2 separate regions of the Homo sapiens genome follow, and region 2 is linked to region 1. Evidence: read pairs that join two places in POLR2A ChIA-PET (ENCODE). Cell type or tissue: Panc1. All regions are shown on one strand.

Region 1 (2,500 bases):
GTTTCTCAGCATTTAAACACTGCTTTCTGTATTTGGAGAGACCCAAACCTCCACTACAGAAGCTGAAAATGCTGGGTATTTGCTTTCCCAAGCTACTTTGCAATCTAGAATAAAGACATTGACATGAAGTTTCCATTCATCAGATGAACTGGAAGCAAGTGATTCAAAAAAGCAGAAACCATACTGACTCTATTCTGGCACACGCAGCCTCCCTCCTACAGCCACTTCCCAGAGGCAGCAGGAACAGACATTTCGTGTCCTTGTCCAAAACTGATGATGTTAGAGGTGCAAGTGGCTGTGTGTGTCTGCCCAGCAGACTCACTCTGTAGCATGAGTTTGGGCACGTGTGATGGTTAATGTTGGGTGTCAGCTGAACTAGATTGAGGAGTGCCTAGATGGGACTAATGAGGCAATTACAAAGTCAGACTAAGGGGAGAGTTTTTGCTACTTTATATTAGAGGAAAAAAATAGGCTACCTAAGGTTTATTCTGAGGGCGCCAGATTAAGTAGGAAAGATGAAAACTTTAGGCTGAAATCATCAATGTGAATGAAATTATCAGAGATTCTGAAATCGCTAGGCTAGATCAAACAGCTGGGAGCAATTCTCATTGTGTGCTCCATTTCTATTTTAAAAGCTGGCCCATTGGCTGGGCGCGGTGGCTCATCTGCAATCCCAGCACTTTGGGAGGCTGAGGTGGGAGGATCATTTGAGGTCAGGAGTTCGAGACCAACCTGGCCAACATAGTGAAAACCCGTCTCTACTAAAAATACAAAAATTAGCCAGGCATGGTGGTGCAGGCCTGGAATCTCAGCTACTTTGGAGGCTAAGACACGAGAATCATTTGAACCTGGGAGGTGGAGGCTGCAGTGAGCCCAGGTGGCATCACTGCACTCCAGCCTGGGCGACAGAGTGAGACTGTGTCTCAAAACAACAACAACAAAATAGCTGGCCCACTGTGGCAAGCTATTGCCCAGACCTGCAACGACAAAGCCTCAAGCAGGCCTGAGGATGCAGAAAGGCATAAAAACAGCAGGAACCAGATTATGTCCCTGCAGTGAGATGAGAAGTTTTCTTTTTTATTTTCTGGAAATAGGTGGGACCCTTGAAATAATGGACAGCCTAAAGTGGTATCAAAGGCAGTCATGTTTCTCAACTCCATTGACCTGATGAATTCATCACTCTGGGAGGGCTGTTGAGACCACCAAACTGAGGGTACACCTCTGTAATTAACGATGGGGATCCTGGCCAGGCGCGATGGCTCAAGCCTGTAATCCCAGCTACTCCAGAGGCTGAGGCAGGAGTACCGCTTGAACCCAGGAGGCCGAGGTTGCGGTGAGCCGAGATCATGCCACTGCATTCCAGCCTGGGTGACAGAGTGAGACTCTTGTCTCCAAAAAAATAAAGTGGGGGATCCCAGCTGGGCACAGTGGCTCACGCCTATAATCCCAGCACTTTGGGAAGCCAAGGCAGGTGGATCATTTGAGGTCGGGAGTTGGAGACCAGCCTGGCCAACATGGTGAAACCCCATCTCTACTTAAAAAAATATGAAAATTATCCGGGCGTGGTGGCAGGCACCTGTAATCCCCTCTACTGGGGAGGCTGAGGCCAGAGAATCGCTTGAACCCAGGGGGCAGAGGTTGCAGTGAGCCGAGAATGTGCCAGTGTACTCCAGCCTGGGCAACAGAGGGAGACTCTGTCTCAAAAAAAAAAAATAATAATAATAATAATAATAAATACATAAGTAATTTTAAAAAGGAGATCCTGAGGTGCTCGTTTACTCACACCAACATGTATTCTTAATCATGTGTGAAGGTTTTGAAGCAATTGTAAAGTCTAGTGAGAGAAGCCTTAGCTAAGTCTGAGCTGTCATTCTCACCAATGTACAAACCTTGGTCTCCTTTGTGGTCTGCCGTAGCTTACCCATGCTAATTGAAGTTGAGGTGCCAGAAATTCCTTAGTATAATACAAAGGAAGTAATTCAAAGGCTTAGGAAAATAGGAATGCTGGAGTGGTTTTTTAATGGGTGAACTGCTCACTCCTCACCAAAATATGTCCCTTAAAGAGCTAGAAGATAGTGTTCACCAATACTTTTTTTTTTTTTTTAAAGATGGAGTCTTGCTCTTGTCACCCAGGCTGGAGTGCAGTGATGAGATTTTGGCTCACTGCAACTTCCACCTCCCGGGTTCAAACAATTCTCCTGCCTCAGTCTCCAGAGTAGCTGGGATTACAGGTGCCTGCCACCATGCCTGGCTAATTTTTTTTGTATTTTTAATAGAGAAGGGGTTTCACCATGTTGGCCAGGCTGGTCTCGAACGCCTGACCTCAGGTGATCCACCCGCCTCAGCCTCCCAAAGTGCTGGGATTACAGGTGTGAGCCACCGTGCCCGGCCAGTGTGCACCAAGACTTTGAGAAACACTGGAAAGGGAAGCACCAGCATCTTTGAATATTGCTATACTGGCCATCAGAAAAATGTCTAAATTGAAATGAGCTTCCTGATT
Region 2 (2,500 bases), 270 kb before region 1:
TGTGAACCTGGGCACATAAATCATTTAGTTGCTATAAGCTTTGGTTCCTTCACCGGATTATTAAATTGAACTATTTAATAATTTCCTAATATCTTTTCCCAGAGCTAAAATTTTAAGACCCTTTAACTTTTAGCTGGAACCGCATCTCAGCTGGACTTTAGATAGGGCTGGTTGACCTCAGATCTCCCCCACAGGGTCTATGATAACACAGAGAATGTCCCAGTCGTACCCCTGAGGACAGACTGGTACATGCTTCCTGATTGCTCTTACACACTTCTAGGCTTTATAAAGTGTACAGTGTAATTCTCCCCAAAACATTTAAATGGATTTTTTAAAAATTGAGGGATTCTTTTCTTTTGCTCACGAAATGGCACGCCAGTGCTTCATTAGCAATATTAAATTTTCTCCTCACTAATGCACACTTATTTTTCTCTGTGACTATGTAATTATTCTGTCTTCAAATCATTATTTGAATTCACAGGAACCAAAGGCAAGAGATATATAGGCTTCTAAGATAAAAGAATATAATAAACAAGAACTATAGATTAATTACTCTCTTTTCAATAGGACTATCTCAAGAGATTTTATCTCTATGACTCAGAAACAAAAAATGCCAACAGTTTAGAAGCCAAACTCAAGGAGATGCAAAAATTCTTTGGCCTACCTATAACTGGAATGTTAAACTCCCGCGTCATAGAAATAATGCAGAAGCCCAGATGTGGAGTGCCAGATGTTGCAGAATACTCACTATTTCCAAATAGCCCAAAATGGACTTCCAAAGTGGTCACCTACAGGTTAGTTTTGCTCTGGCTCATTTTGGCAAAAACAATAAAGCCTGTTTCCTAGGGGTCAAACATTGTTTTCTTGTTTGCTACTAGGATCGTATCATATACTCGAGACTTACCGCATATTACAGTGGATCGATTAGTGTCAAAGGCTTTAAACATGTGGGGCAAAGAGATCCCCCTGCATTTCAGGAAAGTTGTATGGGGAACTGCTGACATCATGATTGGCTTTGCGCGAGGAGGTAAGAAAGATTCCTGTAGGCTAATCCTGTGTCCTGTTTTGTTTGTTCATGGTTTATATCAGTGCTCTTTTCTTATGAAGATTAAAATCCTTTAATGAGATATGATTGGTAGATAGATAGTTAATAGATAGATTTAGCAATATTATTATAATTTTTATAATCTGGTAATATAGAGCCACTTTTTATAGCAGCAGTTGGCAAACTATGATGCATGAGCCAAATCCAGCCCACCTTCTGTTTTTGTAAATAAAGTTTTACTGGAACACAGTCAGGCTCCTTCATTTCCCTATTACCTATGACTGTTTGGGCTCAGGCTGCAACTGTGACAGAGATCACAAAGCTTAAACACTTGTTATCTGACCCTTTACAGAAAAAGTTTGCCAACCCCTGTTTTGTAACGTGAATTATTATTTATATATACAGTCATGCACTGCTTAACAATGGGAATACACTCTGAGAATGAGAACTTTGGCAATCTTGTCACTGTGCTAACATCATAGAATACACTTACACAAACCCAGGTGATACAGCCCACTATCCACCTAGGCTACATAGTATAGCCTATTGCTCCTAGGCTGTAAATCTATACAGCATGTTACTATACTGAATACGGTAGGCAACTGTAACACAGTGGCAAGTATTTGTGTGTCTAAACGTATTTAAACATTGAAAAGGTAATGTATTGAGCTATGACATTATCACAACTACTATATCACTAGGCTATAGGAATTTTTCAGCTCCATTATAATCTTATAGGACCATTGTATATGTGATCTGTTTACTGAAAGATCATTATGTAGCACATGACTATATGTTTACAATATATCTACCTAACATCGATATTAAATCAACAGAAAGAGTCGCAGCTTCCAAAGGCCTCAAGAGTCCCCTGAGAAGTGGTATATGACCTGTTGCTAATGCCTTTCATGTGGCAAGGAAGTAGGAAATGGAAACTTTCATATTAAAGAACTTAAAAATATATAACACAGCAGGGTGTGGTGGCTCACGCCTGTAATCCCAGCACTTCGGGAGGCCAAGGCAGGTGGATCATCTGCGGTCAGGAGTTCAAGACCAGCCTGGCCAATAGGGTGAAACCCCATCTCTACTAAAACAAAAATTAGCTGAGCATGGTGACGCATGCCTGTAATTCCAGCTGCTTGGGAGGCTGAAGCATGAGAATCGCTTGAACCTGGGAGGCAGAGGTTGCAATGAGCCAAGGTCACACCACTGTATTCCAGCCTGGGCAACAGAGCAAGACTATGTCTCAAAAGAAAAAAAAAAAATATATATATATATATTTTTTTTTTTTACGTGGGTTTTTCTATATGTAAAACCCATTTTTTTAGTATATGTGTTATATATGTGTGTGTGTGTATATATGTATATATAAAACCCATATACATAAATTGTTCTTAATTGCTAGTGTTTCATGGTGCAAATTTAGAGAAAAATGTTGCCCATTTCAGTCTGTTC

What was found. Peaks named below come from ENCODE experiments on the same cell type or tissue, not always from the same donor. Only the 100,000 strongest peaks of a DNase experiment are listed, where the experiment ranks them.
Region 2: POLR2A ChIA-PET joins it to region 1 with 5 read pairs; 1 of 35 experiments calls an interaction of 5 or more read pairs at or near these places.

The regions. Positions count from the first base shown.
Region 1 is chr11:102,259,886-102,262,385 of GRCh38, reverse strand. No RefSeq gene overlaps it. Among named protein-coding and RNA genes, the nearest start is that of BIRC3, 56 kb to the left of the region's middle. RefSeq lists an enhancer at 905-1,409. In Panc1, no CTCF peak of the experiment used is centred here; no DNase peak of the experiment used is centred here; H3K27ac peaks cover 398 bases.
Region 2 is chr11:102,526,051-102,528,550 of GRCh38, reverse strand. It overlaps MMP7 (matrix metallopeptidase 7), which reads left to right. Exons shown (of 6, transcript NM_002423.5): 2 at 568-794; 3 at 879-1,027. Among named protein-coding and RNA genes, the nearest start is that of MMP7, 3.4 kb to the left of the region's middle. In Panc1, no CTCF peak of the experiment used is centred here; no DNase peak of the experiment used is centred here; H3K27ac peaks cover 1,837 bases.